2 separate regions of the Homo sapiens genome follow, and region 1 is linked to region 2. Evidence: read pairs that join two places in POLR2A ChIA-PET (ENCODE). Cell type or tissue: Panc1. All regions are shown on one strand. Each heading gives the region's core, and the rest is flanking DNA. Links, peaks and the distances in the headings are about the cores only. Region 1 holds the start of IGLL1 (immunoglobulin lambda like polypeptide 1). Region 2 holds the start of LOC124905089 (a long non-coding RNA gene).

Evidence for each region. ChIA-PET counts read pairs that join two places held together with the same protein. Peaks named below come from ENCODE experiments on the same cell type or tissue, not always from the same donor. Only the 100,000 strongest peaks of a DNase experiment are listed, where the experiment ranks them.
Region 1: POLR2A ChIA-PET joins it to region 2 with 16 read pairs; 2 of 35 experiments call an interaction of 5 or more read pairs at or near these places.

Annotation. Positions count from the first base shown.
Region 1 is chr22:23,570,762-23,581,621 of GRCh38, reverse strand. It overlaps IGLL1 (immunoglobulin lambda like polypeptide 1), which reads left to right and starts at 1,332. Exons shown (of 3, transcript NM_020070.4): 1 at 1,332-1,637; 2 at 6,540-6,655; 3 at 8,037-8,497. The coding sequence starts at 1,432. The coding sequence ends at 8,356. LOC105372957 (a long non-coding RNA gene) reads right to left here. Exons shown (of 3, transcript XR_938078.2): 3 at 8,524-8,599. It also overlaps a transcript of DRICH1 not described here. In Panc1, for the core only: no CTCF peak of the experiment used is centred there; no DNase peak of the experiment used is centred there.
Region 2 is chr22:23,632,331-23,641,551 of GRCh38, reverse strand. It overlaps LOC124905089 (a long non-coding RNA gene), which reads left to right and starts at 3,820. Exons shown (of 3, transcript XR_007068021.1): 1 at 3,820-3,869; 2 at 5,469-5,616; 3 at 8,642-8,676. It also overlaps a transcript of DRICH1 not described here and the pseudogene GUSBP11. RefSeq lists a silencer at 8,055-8,192. In Panc1, for the core only: no CTCF peak of the experiment used is centred there; no DNase peak of the experiment used is centred there.

The DNA of each region.
Region 1 (10,860 bases), core at 1,191-9,190, 61 kb after region 2:
AAAAAAAAGGTCAAGATGATAAATTTTAGGTTGTGTGTATGTTACTGCTTTTTCACAGATGAAGAAAACAACACTGACATGCATTATCTCCCAACACCAACCTCAACCCAGCCCTGGAGTGTGAGCAGAGCCAGCAGCATTTCCAGCCCCGCCTCTGGAGGAAGGAGAGGAACCTGAGACTCTTGGGTGACCTGAGGCGTCTCTGGCAGCACCAGCAAAAGAGCCTGGCCCTGGCCGCCCAGCACAGGTGCTCAGTCCCTCCTGACTGCCACTGCTCCCTCAACACCAAAGCACAGGGTCGCGAGATGTTGGGAGAGGGTCGGGGATGCTGGGCTGGGAGAGGACCGGGGGCCTGTCAGAAGCCATGACATGATGCACTCACCGCTCAGGAGGAAGCTACTGGCCTTTGAGTGAAATCTATAAGAATGAACTCTGGAGATGTATCGTACAACATGGAGTCTACAGTTAAAAACTGTATTGTATACTGGAAAATTGCTAAGATTAGATCTTCCATGTTCTCACTACAAAAGCATAAGTATGTGAGATGACGGACGTGTGTGTCAGCTTGATTTAATCATTTTGCAGTGTGGCAAAGCATCGCACTGTAGGTGGTAAATATATATACAGTTTTGTCAATTATACCTTCAGGAAGCTGGGGTGGTTGGTGTGTGTGTGTGTGTCTGTGTGATGTGAGGTCAGTGAGGTGCTGAACATGGTGCATTAAACAGCATTTTCATTCTTATCTCATGATTCCTGGACTTGAACCGTTGAGTGGCTTCTGGCTAAACCCAAACCTGTTTCCTGCTCTCTAACCACACCTCCCTCTAGGACCGGTTGGAGGAGCCTCAGCCCAGGCCCCTGAGCTCAAGCCCTGGGGGACTCCTGCTGGGCAGCTCTCTGGACCCCAGTGAGATGCTCCACAGACCCAGGGCGCCCTCGGGGAAGTGGGGAAGGAGGGAAGTCAGGTGCATCACCTCTTGGGACCAGCCCCGAGGGGACTCAAGCCCATCCAGGGCGCAGGTGCCTCCAAAGGAAAGCCCCAAGGGAGGGTCTTGGGGGGCCATGGCGCATCCCACCTCCCTGTGTGACCTCAGCTCTTGCTGACCCTCTGCCTGTGGTGGGAGGTCCCCAAACAAAGCACCCAGGGCCCCAGGGGCAAGGCCAAGCTGACAGGTGTGGGAGGCAGTTGAGCCCTGGATCCTGACCACAGCAGGGCAGTTGGCAGATGTGCCTCTGGGACAGAACCCCAGGGGTAACGGTCATGGACTCTGGAAGGGGCCTGGCTGGGGGCAGGGACCAGAGGATGAGGATGGGGCCACATGGACTGGGGTGCAATGGGACAGCTGCTGCCAGCGAGAGGGACCAGGGCACCACTCTCTAGGGAGCCCACACTGCAAGTCAGGCCACAAGGACCTCTGACCCTGAGGGCCGATGAGGCCAGGGACAGGCCAGGGGGGCCTTGAGGCCCCTGGTGAGCCAGGCCCCAACCTCAGGCAGCGCTGGCCCCTGCTGCTGCTGGGTCTGGCCGTGGTAACCCATGGCCTGCTGCGCCCAACAGCTGCATCGCAGAGCAGGGCCCTGGGCCCTGGAGCCCCTGGAGGAAGCAGCCGGTCCAGCCTGAGGAGCCGGTGGGGCAGGTAAGGGGTGAGAGATTCCAGGGGATGTGGGGGTCTGGGTGGCAGAGGCGGGAAAGGATGACCAAGGGGAGACGAGCCAGAGGGGTGAGGAGGAAGGTTAATCCCTGGAGGGGAGCCACAGACACTGACTTTAACTAAAGTGTCAAGATTTTGTCCATCTTTGAATTAATTTTTATTGCTTAATGTCATATTAAAATATTATTTATCTTGATTCCTGAGATTTCTTCCCCCACTTACATTTGGCACCAAGGCCAATGTCTCCCTCACCTCCCCCTAGTCCTTGGGGTAGGGCAGGACTGGAGGCAGGGGCAGGACGTCCACAGGAGTGGTGGCCGCTATCCCTGAAGGATGCCCAGGCCTCTCCCTCCTCCTCCTCCCACTCCTCCTCCCCCCCCTCCTCTTTTCCCCTTGGCCTATGTCACCTGTCCACTCCCACCCTCACTGGGCAGGGGCCACTCCCTGGAGCTCCAGCTAAGGTGTGAGGGGCCTTTCCTGGAGTCCCTGGGTCACTAGACCTCAGCCAGCATCGCCTCCTGAAACCAGCCCCTAGGAGACACAAGCTTATCCAGGGTGCAAGTGCCTCCAAAGAAGAAGCCCAGGAGAGGCTCTAGGGAGGCCACAACTCCCTGTGTGACCTCAGCCATTGCCACCACTCTGCGTGTGGTGGGAGGTCCCCAGACAAAGCACCAAGCATCGGGGTCCATTTATGAGCATTTGGGACACAACAGCCTGTTCACTGGTGCATGTTATACCCACAGGCGATAATCATTTCAGGGGCAGAACCTCCCTCTCGGTGGCCCCATAGGCAGGTCCTGCTGTGATCCCCTTTGTGCAGACGGGGATAGAGCCCGGAGAGGTGAGGTGACCCGTCCGAGTCACTCAGCTCATGGGCACAGATTCTAAGGCCCAAGCTATCCCCTCTAGCTCTCCCCTGTCCCATCCTCTAAGCTGATCGAGCGGACACGTGCATCTCTGGGACCTGAGTTTCCCTTTTTCTCTCTTTTTTTTCTTTTTCAAATAAAGTTTCACAGAGTTTCACTCTTGTCGCCCAGTCTGGAGTGCAATGGCGAGATCTTGGCTCATTGAAACCTCCGTCTCCCAGGTTCAAGACATTCTCCTGCCTCAGCTTCCGGAGTAGCTGGGATTACAGGCATCTGCCACCACACCTGGCTAATTTTGTGTATTTTTTTTTAGTAAAGACAGAGTTTCACCATGTTGGCCAGGCTGGTCTCAAACTCCTGACCTCAGGTGATCCACCCACCTCAGCCTCCCAAAGTGCTGGGATTACAGGCATGAGACACCACACCGGGCCTGAGTTTCCCCTTCTGCAATCTGAGGGGCCCTGACTGGTGAGGGCCTTCAGCGTCCCACCCACCCAGAGGATGCTGGGGTGGCTGTGGTGAGAGCTCCAGCAGTGGCAGCCGACCTGACCCACACCAGGAGCCCGGCCATGGAGGCGGGGTCAGCATGGTGGCAGGCCGGGACCGGGTGTCAGTGTCCTGCACGGACTTCTGAGCAAGGAGTCCCCATCAGGGTCAGGCTCTGTGCTGGGGCTGAGGTCCCAGAGGATCTAGATTTGCCCCAATTCAAGTCCACAAGGAGCGGGGGCCGGGTGAGGAGACAGCCACATGCAGGGTGATGCCTACAGAACAGAGACTGGGATGGGGAAGGCCCGAGGGGTCTCCACAAGGGACGGGTGACAGGTGGAGGGAGACACAGATAATAAAAAATGGTATTATGTTGGGGGGCTATTAATGTAAGTTTTTATATTAGAATCTTTAGAAATCTTATAGAAATACTATGGGCCGGGTGCTGTGTCTCATGCCTGTAATCCCAGCACTTTAGGACGCCAAGATGGGCAGATCACGAGGTCAGGAGATTGAGACCATCCTGGCCAACATGGCAAAACTCCGTCTCTACTAAAAATACAAAAACTAGCTGGGCGTGGTGGCGCGAGCCTATAGTCCCAGCTACTCGGGAGGGGAGGCAGGAGAATCGCTTGAATCAGGGAGGTGGAGGTTGCAGTGAGCTGAGATTGCACCGCTGCACTCCAGCCTGGACGACAGAACGAGACTCCCACTCAAAAAAAAAAAAAGGTATTATGCTGGGGGGGATATGAATATGAGTTTTTATAATCTTTAGAAATACTATGGGCCAGGTGCAGTGGCTCATGCCTGTAATCCCACAACTTTGGGAGGCTGAGGCGGGATTGTTTGAGCCCAGGAGTTTGAGATCAGCCTGAGCAACATAGCAAGACCCCATTTCTACAAAACATATAAAAACTAGCTAGTCATGGTGGCACTTGCCTGTGGTCCCAGCTACTTAGGAGGCTGGTGAGAGGATTGCTTAAGCCTCGGAGGTTGAGGATGCAGTAAGCTGAGATCCCACCACTGCACTCCAGCCTGGGTGACAGAAGGAGACCCTGTCTCAAAAAAAAAAAAAAAAAAAAAAGACTGATTATTCCTGTAGAATTCTGGTAAATATCTCCTATCAAATAAATGACTTTTCTATTCATAGCTTATTAAAAGATATTTTCATTGTTTTTAAGAAATAGGTTGTGTATCACTTTTTATATTTAGTTGTAAATTTATTTGTTTTATTTATTTTTTTAGAGATGGGGGTCTCACTATGTTGCCTGGGCTGGCCTCCAACTGCTGGGCTCAAGCAATATCCCTGCCTCAGCGTCCCCAGTAGCTGGGACTACAAGCATGCGCTACCACACCGGCATAATTTTTTGTAGAGATGAGGTTTCGCCATGTTGCCTGGGCTGGTCTTGAACCCCTGGGCTCAAGCCATCCACCCGCCTCGGCCTCCTAAAGTGCTGAGATTACAGACGTGAGCCACCCTACCTAGCCTGTACTATTTTTAATAGGTCTTAATAGGTTTTGAATGTTAATTATTTTTAAATTAATTTCAAAAATCTTCTACAACATGGATGAAACCTGAAGACATTATACTTAGTGAAATAAGCCAGACACAAAAGGACAAATGTCATTTGAATCCACTTCTATGAGGTACCTAGAATAGGCAAATTCACTTGGACAAAAAGTAGATTTGAGGTTAGCAGGGTGAGGGGGAGGGAAGAATGGGGGACTGTAGTTAACGGGTTTAGAGTTTCTGTTTGGGAAGATGAAAGAGTTCTGGAGATGGATGGTGGTGAAGGTTGCCCAACGGTGTGAATGTACTTAGTGCCACGGAGCTGTACGTTTAAAAATAGTTAAAGTGGAAATATTGATGCTATGTATAAAAATGGAGCGGGGTGTGGTGGCTCACACCTATAATCCCAGCACTTTGAGAGGCCAAGGTGGGCAGATCACCTGAGGTCGGGAGTTCGAGACCAGCCTGACAAACATGGAGAAACACCGTCTCTACTGAAAATACAAAAAATTAGCCAAGTGTGCTGGCACATGCCTGTAATCCCAGCTACTCGGGAGGCTGAAGCAGGAGAATCGCTTGAACCCAGGATGTGGAGGTTGCGGTGAGCCAAGGTGGCACCATTGCACTCCAGCCTGGGCGACAAGGGTGAAATTCCATTTCAAAAAAATAAAAGGAAATGGGACTGTACATAGCAGGAGAGAGAGGGAGAGATCAATATGACACTTCTTTTTTTTTTTTTTTTTTTTTGGGACAGTCTTGCTCTGTTGCCAGGCTGCACTCCAGCCTGGGCAACAGAGCGAGACTCTGTCTCAAAAAAAAAAAGAATGTCTAGATGCAGTAGCTAAGTTCGCAGAAGCCATTTCAGTGTGGGAGGCGAGGTGACTGAGTCCAGGGACTCCAGGTTTCTGGCTGAGGGGTTGAGACCGCCCATGGTCATTGTGATGAGATGAAGACAGAAAATGAGCTGGGCTGGGGGAAGGTGGTCATCTCCTCTGGACGTGATTAGTTTGAGGCTCCTGTTGGGTAGCCCACTGGGCAAGGTCAGTAGGCAATTGAGGAGCTGAGAGGGTTTGGAGCTGGGATAGACTCCAGCCTCACCATGTGGGCAATAGTGGGGGTCACAGAGTGTGAAAATGGCTAAGAAAGAGGTCTGGGTGGGGTCTGGGGAGTCAGCAGCCAGGCATGGGCCATGGAGAAACAGATGCCAGGGGAAGAGGAAAGGGGAGTCTCAGACCCCAAGGGGAAAAGAGTCACTGGAAAGAGGGGCCAGCCCTGTGTCGCATCCAGCGGAGACACCAGGTACAGCAGAAGGACCTTGGACATGACCATGAGGAGGGCCTTGTTGACCATGGCCTGGGAGAGATGGGGGTGAGAGCCTGGGGGACCACACCATGTCCCCAGCACACAGTGCCTGGTAGACAGGATGGATTTATGGATGGACGGACAGGTAGATGGATGGACGAATGGACAGATGATAGATGGATGCAAAGACAGATGAATAGATGGACAGATGCATAGATGGACAGATGGACAGATGGATGGACGGACGGATGGAATGAATGATCAGAAAAGGCTTCATGAACAAAGTGAGACTGAGCTGCATCTCCATGGGTAGATATAAAAGCAGAGGACTCTCCTCTTGAGTCAGGAATGACCCAATGTCCTGGTCCAGGGAGGAAGTCAGCCTCCTTGACTGGGGACACTTGTGGCAGATTTCAGAGGCCCTTAAAATGAGGCCAAGTGAGGTGGACAGGTCCGAGCCAGCTGAGGACTCCTCAGCCACACGGCACAGCTGCCTGAGGGGATGTGTCACTCAGGGAGTTGCTGGGACCTACTGGGCCCAGCGTTGCCATCAGCACCAACAGTTTCAGAGAGGGGGACACACGCTGGGGCAGCACCTGCCTCAGAGAAGGGACAGGCACAGAGACACTACTGGGGGACACTACTGGGACACTGGCCACCCCCCTACCCTGTGCCTGGGTCACAGCCTACACACTGCAGCCCTGTGCCCCTCACTCCCAGCAGGTTCCTGCTCCAGCGCGGCTCCTGGACTGGCCCCAGGTGCTGGCCCCGGGGGTTTCAATCCAAGCATAACTCAGTGACGCATGTGTTTGGCAGCGGGACCCAGCTCACCGTTTTAAGTAAGTGGCTCTAACTTCCCAGGCTGTCCCACCCTCTCCTGTCTCTGGAAAATGTGTTTTCTCTCTCTGGGGCTTCTTCCCCTCTGCCCTCCCAGCCTTAAGCACTGACCCCTACCTTTGTCCATGGGGCCTGGAGGAGATGTGTTAGTCTCAGGGTAATGGCAGGAAGGGCCCCCACAGTGGGAGCAGCCGCCTTCAGGTTCCAACAGCAGGACACAGCCTGGTCCCAGGGCCTGGGCTGGGATTGGGCGGGGTCAGGGCTCCTCCCCTCTCCCAGGGCAGATGTCTGAGTGAGGGACAGAGGCTGGTTCTGATGAGGGGCCCTGCAGTGGCCTTAGAGACAGTCCCTGGGACCCCAGGTTCTAGGCTGAGGGCTGGATGCCCATCCAGCCTGGGAGGGCCACACGGGGGCCTGGGGACACAGGGGTCACCCCCAGGGGAGACCAATGGAGGGCACAGAGAGGGCTCTGGGTCTAGGCTGCAGCTCTGTGGCCTCTGCTGGGTCTTCAGGGCATGGGGACACAGAGGAACGGATGAGGTCCCAGAGCCCAGCCCTCCCAGGACAGTCACCAGAAAGGAGAGGGTCTCTTAGTGCAGAGATGTGCCTGTCCCTGGAGCCCTGTCATCTCTGGGGCCTGGTGTCTCTCTGTTCATGGGTCGACCTCCCACCTTCATTTGAGGAAGGGCACCTTAGACTCAGAAGGTGACTAGCGGGGAGTAAACGGGAGTGCAGAGAACTCCATGGCTGCCAGGTGAAGTCCAGGGGCATCAGAGGCTGCTGGGGTGGGCATGGGGGCTGCGGTGCCCCAAAGTCTGGGGGAGCAGCCCCAAGAACCCAGCCGATGTGAAGGGTCCTGTGGTCGGGCTGGTGGGGACAGGGGCGACGGCAGAGCCCCAGGGTGTGTCTGGGTGGAGCCCACGCTTCACCAGGAGAGCTGAGTGGGCCAGGCTGGGGCACAGCCTGGTGCCCCAGGGGATGGGAAGCTCCAGGCCATGCCAGGCTTGGGTCTCCCCACATCCTGCCAGTATAGTTTTGTGTGCTGTGAGGGAGACCCCTAGATTCCAAACTCAGACTCCAGAAACCAGGAAGGAGGGAGCACAGCCTGCCCTGGGTGCACACGGGGAAACCGAGGCTGCAGAGGAAAGGGCTGGGCCAGGACACCTGGGAAAGGTGACTTGGGAAGGGCTCCTAGGAAGGCACAGGGCTGTCTGCTCTCCAGAGGGCTCCAGTGGAAAGGAGGGAATGAGGAGGGAAGGAGAGGCCCTGGGTGGACCAGGCGGCCACACCATGAACCCTCCCAGAGACTTTAGACAGAGAGAGGCGCTCCACAACACCCCACACTCCCTCTGCCATCTCTCACCCCCTCCTCTGTCCACACAGGTCAGCCCAAGGCCACCCCCTCGGTCACTCTGTTCCCGCCGTCCTCTGAGGAGCTCCAAGCCAACAAGGCTACACTGGTGTGTCTCATGAATGACTTTTATCCGGGAATCTTGACGGTGACCTGGAAGGCAGATGGTACCCCCATCACCCAGGGCGTGGAGATGACCACGCCCTCCAAACAGAGCAACAACAAGTACGCGGCCAGCAGCTACCTGAGCCTGACGCCCGAGCAGTGGAGGTCCCGCAGAAGCTACAGCTGCCAGGTCATGCACGAAGGGAGCACCGTGGAGAAGACGGTGGCCCCTGCAGAATGTTCATAGGTTCCCAGCCCCGACCCCACCCAAAGGGGCCTGGAGCTGCAGGATCCCAGGGGAAGGGTCTCTCTCTGCATCCCAAGCCATCCAGCCCTTCTCCCTGTACCCAGTAAACCCTAAATAAATACCCTCTTTGTCAACCAGAAATCCTGCTCCCTCTCTTCATTTCTTATCTCTCATATAATGTGATGCTTCTCCTGGGTTCTCAGTGTGGCGTTGGGGGAATCCTGGCACCAGTGGGAAAGTAGCCTGGAGGAGAGGATCACAGTCTCCCAGGGGTGTCCCCTGGGGAAATAGGCCAGGATAGGAGTCGGCTCACTGGACACCAGTCCCTCCATTCTCTCCCTCCTCCCCTTCCTCCTTGCAGCTCAATCCCCGACTCGCTGCCTACTTTCTAGAGGGAGCTATTTCTGACTGAGCCTCCAGATACACCCTGTGTCCCTGTCCTGGTCTGGACCCTCTACCCACCCACGGCCTCTCTTTCCTCAGCCTGGAAATCCTACTCTGGGCCTGGAGTCCCTCTGCTTCTAGCCCTGGCCCCTGGAATGCCCTCCTTCCTCTCTGCCCAGCTCCCCACCCCTGAGGGCTGGACTGTCCAGGACACTCCAACACCATCAAATTCATGAGCTCTTACATTTTGGGCCCACCTTGATTTTTCACCTGACAGCAGGTTCAGAGGTGTGAGAAAAACAGGAGGAAGCCAGGAAGGAAACACACATGAAAGGCCTGCAAGAGGATCAGGACACTTTCAAAAAATAGGCTCTGAGCTCCCCAGGAACCAGTGCAAGAAGGGTAATAGGTGCTCCATCATTTCTTTCTTTTTTCTGTTTTTTTTTTTTTGTTGTTGTTGTTGTTGTTGTTATTGTTGTTTTGAGACGGAGTCTGGCTCTGTTGCACAGGCTGGAGTGCAATGGTGCAATCTCGGCTCACCGTAACTTCCGCCTGCCAGGTTCAACCGATTCTCCTGCCTCAGCCTCCCCAGAGTTGGAGATGGGGCCTGGTAGGAGGTGTTTGGTTGGTGGTGGATCCCTCATGACTTGGTGCCATCTTCCTGATACTGAGTGGGTTCTCGTGGGATCTGGTTGTTTAAAAGTGTGTGGCACCTCCCTGTCAACTCTCTCTTGCTCCCGCTCTGGCCGTGTGAGACACCTGTTCCCCCTTCACCTTCCGTCATTATTGGAAGCTTCCTGAGGCCTCCCCAGAAGCTGAGCAGATGCCAGCATGCTTCCTGTACAGCCTGCAGACCCGTGAGCCAATCAAACCTCTTTTCTTTATAAATTACCTGGTCTCAGGGTTTCTTCACAGAAATTCAAGAATGGACTGATACAGACATTAATCTTATTAGTAAGGGCAGAGCCTCTCACCTCTCCAATGCCACCACCTCATAATACCATCACATTGGAGATTAGGTTGCAACCTGAATTTTGGTGGGATGCAAGCATTCAGACCATAGTACCCTATCTCCAAATACAGACACATACTGACGAACTGGGGTTAGGACTTCAATGTATGAATTTGGAGGAGCACAATCCAGCCTGTAACATCTGTTTTGGCTTGGGCTCCCTGCAAGCAGGCCTCAAAGAAAGGCTGTTGTACTTGGAGCTTGTTTGGGACGAGTACTCCCAGAGGCAAGACTGAGGGATGGGGAGGGGGAGAGCAAAACAGGAGCAGCAAGAAAACCAATGCAAAGGCCAGGCACAGTGGTTCCGCCTGTAATCCCAGCACTTTGGGAGGCCGAGGTAGGTGGATCACTTGGATCAGGAGTTAAGAGACCAGCCTGGCTAACGTGGCAAAACCCCGTCTCTACTAAAGATACAAAAATTACCAGCCTGGCCAACATGGCGAAATCCCGTCTCTACTAAAAATACAAAAATTAGACGGGTGTGGTGGCGGGTGCCTGTAATCCCAGCTACTTGGGAGGCTGAGGCAGGAGAATCACTTGAATCTGGGAGATGGAGGTTTCAGTGAGCCGAGATCACACCACTGCGCTCCAGCCTGGGTGACAGAGCAAGACTGTCTCAAAAAAAAAAAAAAAAAAAAAAAAAGCCAATGCAAACGTACATTGCTGAGTTCACCATTATGGAAGCCGGGGTGCCAGATCCCGCAGGATCACCGGAGCTGCCTTACAAAATGCATCTCAGAACCATCCGCCAAGGGGAAGAAAGGAGAGAGCATTGCTTCCAGGGCTCTGCCGCCTTTGAGGAAACGCTGGCCTGTAGGGTGTTCATGCCTTTGCACTTGCAGTTGAGCGTGTGTAACTGCTGAGTGGGTTACTGTGGAGGGGTGGAGGTTGGGGGATCCCACACTGTGGCATCAGCAAAGCCCCGGACTGGAAGCGAGAGGCAAGCACAGGGGCCTAGGGCAGGCCATTGTCAGCTTTCTGCCACATGGAGCTTGTCACAGCCTGCGAGGTCTGTTTACTGCACCTGGGCCTGGATTAGGAGGTGAAGCCAAGAGGTCTGAAGCCATTCAGGCGAGCTGCTCAACACAGTGCCCACCTGGCAGCATTC
Region 2 (9,221 bases), core at 1-8,000:
CCAGGGACTCCAGGTTTCTGGCTGTGGGGTTGAGACCGCCCATGGTCATTGTGATGAGATGAAGACAGAAAATGAGTTGGGCTGGGGGAAGGTGGTCATCTCTGGAAGTGATTAGTTTGAGACTCCTGTTGGGTAGCCCACTGGGCAAGGTCAGTAGGCAGTTGAGGAGCTGAGAGGGTTTGGAGCTGAGATAGACTCCAGCCTCACCATGTGGGCAATAGTGGGGGTCACAGAGTGTAAAGACGGCCAAGAAAGAGGTCTGGGTGGGGGTCTGGGGAGTCAGCAGCCAGGCATGGGCCGTGGAGAAACAGATGCCGGGGAAGAGGAAAGGGGAGTCAGACCTCAAGGGGAAAAGAGTCACTGGAAGGAGGGGCCAGCTCTGTGTCACATCCAGCAGAGACACCAGGTACAGCAGAAGGACCTTGGACATGACCATGAGGAGGGCCTTGTTGGCCATGACCTGGGATGGATGGGGGTGAGAGCCTGGGGGACCACACCATGTCCCCAGTACACGAAACAGTGCCTGGTAGACAGGATGGATTTATGGATGGATGGATAGGTAGGTGGATGAATGGACAGATGATAGATGGATGCAAAGACAGATGAATAGATGGACAGATGGATGGACGGACAGACGGAATGAATGATCAGAAAAGGCTTCATGAACAAAGTGAGACTGAGCTGCATCTCCATGGGTAGATACAAAAGCAGAGGACTCTCCTCTTGAGTCAGGAATGACCCAATGTCCTGGTCCAGGGAGCAAGTCAACTTGGCTTGACTGCAGACACTTGTGGCAGATTTCAGAGGCCCTTAAAATGAGGCCAAGTGAGGTGGACAGGTCCGAGCCAGCTGAGGACTCCTCAGCCACACGGCACAGCTGCCTGAGGGGATGTGTCACTCAGGGAGTTGCTGGGACCTACTGGGCCCAGCGTTGCCATCAGCACCAACAGCTTCAGAGAGGGGGACATATGCTGGGGTGACTCCAAGGCTGTGGGCGGCACCTGCCTCAGATAGAGAACAGGCACAGAGACACTACTGGGGGACACTACTGGGATACTGGCCACCCCCCTGCCCTGTGCCTGGGTCACAGCCTACACACTGCAGCCCTGTGCCCCTCACACCCAGCAGGTTCCTGCTCCAGCGTGGCTCCTGGACTGGCGCCAGATGCTGGCCCTGGGGGTTTCAATCCAAGCATAATTCAGTGAAGCATGTGTTTGGCAGTGGGACCCAGCTCACTGTTTTAGGTACGTGGCTCTCACAACTTTCCCTAGCCTGTCGCACCCTCTCCTGTCTCTGCAAAAATCTGTTTTCGTTCTCTGGGGCTTCTTCCCCTTTGCCCTCCAAGCCTTAAGCACGGAACCCTTCCTTTCTCCATAGGGTCTGGGGGAAGCGGGCTAGTCTCAGGTTAACTGGCATGAAGGGCTCCCACAGTGGGAGCAGCCGCCTTCAGGTTCCAACAGTGGGACACAGCCTGGTCCTGGGGCCTGGGCTGGGATTGGGCAGGGCACATGTCTGAATGAGGGACAGAGGCCGGTTCTGATGAGGGGCCGTACGGTGGCCTTAGAGACAGTCCCTGGGACCCCAGGGTCTAGGCTGAGGGCTGGATGCCTATCCAGGCTGGGAGGGCCACACGGGGGCCTGTGGACACAGGGGTCATCCCAAGGGGAGACCAATGGAGGGCAGAGAGGGCTCTGGGTCTAGGGTGTAGCTCTGTGGCCTCTGCTGGGTCGTGAGGACATGGGGACACAGAGGGATGGGTGAAACTGGGAGAGGTCCCAAGGCCCAGCCCTCCCTGGACAGTCCCAAGAAAGGAGAGGGTCTCTTAGTGCAGAGATGTGTCTGTCCCTGGAGTCCCATCACCTCTGGGGCCCGGTGTCTGTTGAAGGGTCGACCTCCCACCTTCATTTGAGGAAGGGCACCTTAGACTCAGGAGGTGACTAGTGGGGAGTAAACGGGAGTGCAGAGAACTCCACGGCTGACAGGTGAAGTCCAGGGGTATCAGAGGCTGCTGGAGTGGGCATGGGGGCTGCGGTGCCCCGAAGTCTGTTAGCAGCCCCAAGAACCCAGCCGATGTGAAGGGTCCTGTGGTTGGGCTGGTGGGGACAGGGGCGATGGCAGAGCCCCAGGGTGTGTCTGGGTGGAGCCCACGCTTCACCAGGAGAGCTGAGTGGGCCAGGCTGGGGCATAGCCTGGTGCCCCAGGGGACGGGAAGCTCCAGGCCATGCCAGGCTTGGGCCTCCCCACACCCTGCCAGGTCAGTTTTGTGTGCTGTGAGGGAGACCCCTAGATTCCAAACTCAGACTCCAGAAACCAGGAAGGAGGGAGCACAGCCTGCCCTGGGTACACACGGGGAAACTGAGGCTGCAGAGGAAAGGGCTGGGCCAGGACACCTGGGAAAGGTGACTTGGGAAGGGCTCCTAGGAAGGCACAGGGCTGTCTGCTCTGCAGAGGGCTCCAGTGGAAAGGAGGGAATGAGGAGGGAAGGAGAGGCCCTGGGTGGACCAGACGGCCACACCATGAACCCTCCCAGAGACTTTAGACAGAGAGAGGCGCTCCACAACACCCCACACTCCCTCTGCCATCTCTCACCCCCTCCTCTGTCCACACAGGTCAGCCCAAGACTACCCCGTCGGTCATTCTGTTCCTGCCGTCCTGTGAGGAGCCCCAAGCCAACAAGGCCACACTGGTGTGTCTCATGAATAACTTTATCCGGGAATCTTGATGGTGACCTGGAAGGCAGATGGTACCCTCATCACCCAGAGCGTGGAGAAGACCACGCCCTCCAAACAGAGCAACAACAAGTACGTGGCCAGCAGCTACCTGAGCCTGACGCCCGAGCAGTGGAGGTCCCGCAGAAGCTACAGCTGCCAGGTTATGCAAGAAGGGAGCACCGTGGAGAAGTCAGTGGCCCCTGCAGAATGTTCATAGGTTCCAGCCCCCACCCCACCCACAGGGGCCTGGAGCTGCAGGATCCCAGGGGAGGGGTCTCTCTCTGCATCCCAAGCCATTCAGCCCTTCTCGCTGTACCCAGTAAACCCTCAATAAATATCTTTGTCAGCCAGAAATCCTGCTCCCTCTCTTCATTTCTTATCTCTCATATAATCTAATGCTTCTCCTGGGTTCTCAGTGTGGCACTGGGGGAATCCTGGCACCAGTGGGAAAGTAGCCTGGAGGAGAGGATCACAGTCTCCCAGGGGTGTCCCCTGGGGAAATAGGCCAGGATAGGAGTCAGCTCACTGGACACCAGTCCCTCCATTCTCTCCCTCCTCCCCTTCCTCCTTGCAGCTCAACCCCCAACTCGCTGCCTGCTTTCTGTAGGGAGCTATTTCTGGCTGAGCCTCCAGATACACCCTGTGTCCCTGTCCTGGTCTGGACCCTCTACCCACCCACGGCCTCTCTTTCCTCAGCCTGGAAATCCTACTCTGGGCCTGGAGTCCCTCTGCTTCTGGCCCTGGCCCCTGGAATGCCCTCCTTCCTCTCTGCGCAACTCCCCACCCCGAGAGCTGGACTGTCCAGGACACTCCAACACCATCAAATCCATGAGCTCTTACATTTTGGGCCCACCTTGATTCTTCACGTGACAGCAGGTTCAGAAGTGTGAGAAAAACAGGAGGAAGCCAGAAAGAAAACACACATGAAAGGCCTGCAAGAGGATCAGGACACTTGCAAAAGATAGGCTCTGAGCTCCCCAGGAACCAGTGCAAGAAGGGTAATAGGTGCTCCATCATTTCTTTCTTTTTTTTTTAGATGGAGTCTCACTCTGTCGCCCAGGCTGGAGTGCAATGGCTCGATCTTGGCTCACCGTAACCTCTGTCTCCCAGGTTCAACCAATTCTCCTGCCTCAGCCTCCTGAGTAGCCGGGATTACAGGTAGATGCTGCAATGTCCGGCTAATTTTTGTGTTTTTATTACAGACAGGGTTTCACCATGTTGTTCAGGCTGGTGTGCTCCATCATTTCTAAGAGATTAAATAAGTTTTCACTTGAGGGAAGTTGGTGTTCTCAATGCTGAGGCCAGGCATCTCCTCATAATTAAAAGTGGGGATGTGTTTTACCCAGGGCCTCACTATTGATGGGATTTGGGCTCCAACATGTGCACAGCTGACTGCCTGGCAGCCCTAGGACCTGGAGAGTTTCTCAGATGCTTGGCACAGAGAGTCACTGGCCATCTTTGGAGGAAGCATCATTTTGGGAAATGGAAAACCAGGTCCTGTGTTGGGAATATCTGTGAGGCTCCCAGGGTCTGGGGCTCCAGCTCCTCTCTGAGAAGGTGTCGGGGGAGAGAACAGGGCCCAGCCACACCCAGCCCCTCCTGCATGGTTCCTGCTCATCAGGGTGTTAGAGGGGTGGGGGCACTAGCAGTGGTCAGGCCTGTGTTTCTGTGGGTGGGGCCAGGGAGGGACCCTCGGTGCATCCTAGGGAGTCTCTCCCATGGCTCCTGTTTGACTTTCCTGTGGCTGCTGTCACAAATGACCCCTAAAACATCACACATTGGTTCTCTCCCTGGTCTGGAGGTTAGCCATCCAAAATGAATCGTAGAGTGCTAAAATCAGGGTGCCAGCTGGGCCAGGCTCCTTCTGAGGGCTCTGGGGAGAATCCATTTCCAGGATTTTTCCAGCTTCTAGAGGACGCCCTGGGCTCCTGGCCCCTTCTTCCAACTTCAAAGCCAGAGCTCAGCATCTTCAAATCTCTCTCCCACTCTTCTCTCTCTCTCTCTCTCTCCCTGCCAACTGTCTTCTCTCACCCTCCCTCCTTCTCTCCCTTTCTTGTCCTCCAGCCCCACACCTGCTGTCACTCTGACCCTCCTGCCTCCTCCTTTCCCTTATAAAGACCCCACCTTGGACCCACCCACATAACCCAGGATCATCTTCCACCTCAGGCCCCTTGACATCATCACATCTGTAAAGTCCCTGAGGCCACACAACACAGCACATGGACAGGTCCCGGGACTGGGACACAGCCGTCCCTGGGCCCTAATTCAGCCCAACCACAGCTCCTTTCCCTCCTTCCTCTCTCCTTCTCTGGGTATAAGAAGGGAATGCAGAGAGGTTGGTCAATGAATACACACTTACAGTTAGATGCAAGGAATGTGTTCTAATGTTGGATAGCAGAGTAGGGTGACTATGGTTAGCAATAATGTATTGTATATTTCAAAATAGCTACAAGAGAGAACTGAAATATACTCAACACATAGAAATGATAAATACTCAAGGCCATACCCCAAATATCCTGACTTGATGATGACATGGTGGATGCACGGAACCAAACAGCACATGCACCTCATAGAAATGTCCAATATTATGTATCAGTGTAATTTCTATGAATAAGAAAGGCAAAAAAAAAGAAGTTAAGCATAAACTAGCCATTTGACCTAGCAATTCTAGCCCTAGGAATTTATCTAGAAGAAATGAAAGCATGTGTTCCAAAAAGACGTGTACATAAATGTTCTCAGCAGCCTCATTCACTATAGGCAGCAACTGGAAACAACCCAAGTGTCCGTCAGCTAGAGAATGGATAGACCCATGTGGTCTGTGCATACAGTGGAGTACTGCTCAGTTACACAAGGAAAAGAAACTATGGATACAGGTCACAGGAGGGATGATCTTCAAAACATTACAGTAAGTGAAAGAAGTAAAACTCCACGAGGGAAGTTGGTGGGCATGGACGTGTGTTTGAACTGGCAGAATTTTACTCTGTTCATTGGGGTATCAGGTATTGAGTCCCTATTGACCAGGTACTGTGCTAGGTGTGGCCATTAGAGAAATGAGAAGCAGACACCAGCTCCATTGTGATGAGACTCACTCGATCAGCCATTTCTGATGAACACTCAGGTACCTTGACACTCCCTGCTCACATTTGCAGGCTTTACTTAATGCCACTTAAATCTCCCTATTCCCCAAGTCTTCTTTCTTTTCTTTTTTTTTTTAAGACAGAGTCTTGCTCTGTCACCCAGGCTGAAGTGCAGTGGCACCATCTCGGCTCACTGCAACGTCCGTCTCCTGGGTTCAAGCAATTCTCCTGCCTCAGCCTCCCAAATAGCTGGGATTACAGGTGCCCACCACCATGCCCAGCTAATTTTTGTATTTTTAGTAGTGACGGGGTTTCACCACGTTGGCCAGGCTGGTCTCGAACTCCTCCGGACCTCTGGTGATCCACCTGCTTAGGCCTCCCAAAGTGTTGGGATTACAGGCATGAGCCACCGCACCCAGCCCCCAAGTCTCCTTTCTTTCCAATTCCCCTTATCAGGCACAGCTTTTTAAAGCAATCCCTGCCATACCCATGGCTTCAATTGTTTTCTATATGCTCTGATGAGAATAAAATTCAAATGTTGTTTTTATATAACAGTTCTATTTTACATGACACCTCATTCACTACGATTGTAAATTCGAAGTTGCTCTAAGAAAGTAATAACTAAAAAGTTGTCATATTTGAGTATGTAAATTTTAGGAAATTTCCTAAATGGTTTGACTTTGTGGGTGTATTTTTTAAAACATGAGTTGTGATGTCACAGAATGGACTTAGCCTACAGAGGTTTCTGTCCAACTTTCTACCAGAGAGCTCCATTTCAATGCGATACTTAAGAGTCCAAAACTATGTGGTGTTTTTTTTTTTTTTTTGAGACAGAGTCTCACGCTGTCACCCAGGCTAGAGTGCAGTGGCACAATCTCGGCTCACTGCAAACTCCGCCCCCCAGGTTTAAGCAATTCTCCTGCCTCAGTCTCCTGAGTAGCTGGGATTACAGGTGCCCATCATCGCACCCGGCTAATTTTTGTAATTTTAGTAGAAATGGGGTTTCACCATGTTGGCCAGGCTGATCTCGAACTCCTGACCTCATAATCCACCCAGCTCGGCCTTCCAAAGTGCTGGGATTACAGGCGTGAGTCATTGCACCCAGCCGAAAACTATCTTATTCCCCATACCTATTCCTCTTCCTACATTGTCTTTGTAGGAGACATTCACTGCTATTTACCCAGTCCTTCAAACTAGAGCCTTAGCAGCCTGTTTTTCCTTTTCCTTCCCCTGTTCTTCCACATCTAATCCTCTAGCACTTTCTGTTCTCTCTGCCAAATGATCACAGAACTTCTCTGTCCACTTCAGTCATTTCTACTTCCTTTGGCCTTATCTGTTCTTCCAGATGAACATAATGTCTCTCTCTCTTTTTTTTTGAGACAGAATCTCTCCCTGTTGCCCAGGCTGGAGTTCAGTGGTGTGATCTTGGCTCACTGCAACCTCCACCTCCTGGGTTCAAGCGATTCTCCTGCCTCAGCCCCTTGGGTAGATGGGACTACAGGTACCCGCCATCATGCCAGGCTAATTTTTGTATTTTTAGTAGACATGGGGTTTCACCATGTTGGCCAGGCTGGTCTCGAACTCCTGACCTCAAATGATCCACTCACCTTGGCCTCCCAACATCATGTCTCTTAATTGGTCCCACTGGTTCCATGAGTCCTTCTCTATTGTGCAGAGAGACCTCACTGCAAACACATCTGATAGAGACTCCTCACCTCTGTGTGGTTCCGTGACTCTCATGTTTCCAGAATAAAACTTAAACTCTACTTCAACTCTACTGCTGGACAGTGAATGAGCCTTTGTATTCCAGGTTCATCCACTGTTTTGCAGTGTAGCCTCAGACAACTGAACTCTAAGCCTTTGTTTGCTCATCTGCCTGAACTCACTGAGCAGTTGTGGGACCTTGGGGAAGTTACTTGACTTTTCCCTCTAGATTTACGCTGTAAGATGTGTAAAATGGGACTATTTCTGAGGGTTAAATTAGTATGCCACAGTTGGAACACTGTCAGGCACATAATGCTTGCCAGATATTGACTATTTGTCTTTGTCCTATGAGGACAATGGTACCCCACTGTGGGGTTCTCAATTTTGTATAAGAAAATAATGTTTTATGATTTGTTAGTAAAAGAAATACCTGAGGCTGGGCATGGTGGTTCATGCCTGTAATCCCAGCACTTTGGGAGGACGAGGCGGGTGGATCACCTGAGATGAGTTCAAGACCAGCCTGACCAACATGGTGAAACCCTCGTCTCTACTAGAAATACAAAAATTAGCCAGATGCGGTGGCGTGTGCCTGTAGTCCAGGCTACTCAGGAGGCTGAGGCTGGAGAATCGCTTGAACCTGGGAGGTGGAGGTTACAGTGAGCCGAGATCGTGCCACTGCACTCCAGCCTGGTCGACAGAGCAATAGTCCATCTCAAAAAATAAATAAATAAGTAAATAAAAGAAATATCTGAATACCCCTGCCATGGAAAGAAGAAACAGAGCGAGAAAAGGGAGTTGGTAGGTCGTAGCATTACAGAACTGGGAAGGATGTGTTCAGTCCCTATTTTATAGACGAGGAGGGAAGTGTGATGTGTCCCAGGGTTTCACTGAGGATACACAGCCATAACTCTCTATTGAGAGTGGGACCAGGGCCCTGGGGGTAGCTATGGTCAAGTTGCAGACAAGAACTAACACTTGTAAGACAGGAGAGAAGCATTTAATTAGAAAAGCAGTAAAAAATTTGTGTATAACTACATTTGGTGAGCAAATGAAAGCTGTCAGACTCAGAAAAACAGAACTGCTGGTGGAACTGACTTTAGTAACTGGGGTTTTCTTTCTTTTGTTTCTTTTTTTTTTTTTTTTTTAAAGACAGTTGCACCTTTGTCACCCAGGCTGGAGTGCAATGGTGTGATCTTGGCTCACTGTGCAACCTCCGCCTCCTGGATTCAAGCGATTCTCCTGCCTCAGCCTCCTGAGTAGCTAGGATTGCAGGTGCCCGCCACCAGGCCGAGCTAATATTTTGTATTTTTAGTAGAGACAAGTTTTCACCATGTTGGCCAGGCTGGTCTTGAACTCCTGACCTCAAGTGATCCACCCCCCCCGCTCAGCCTCCCAAAGTGCTAGGATTACAGGCGTGAGCCACCACTCCCGGCCATACCAGGGTTTTCTATTGAGTTTCTTGCCAAGGGTGACTCGCAATAACAACTCCCCCTGCACTTAGCTCAGGACTGGAAAGCTCAGGCAGCATAGGGTGAATAAAAGCCTGAGTAGTGCAGTCCCCACAGAGGGGCAGGGGGGCCACAAGGTGGGCAGCAGCAGGGACAGGCATTATGAGGCATTGGGGGGGGCTGTGGGGCTGGACATTGTGAGTCACTAGCCTGACCTGGCTGTTTCCTGGTAACCAGGTGACATAGGAAGCTTTGTGGGTTATAAGCATCAGCCAGGGCCA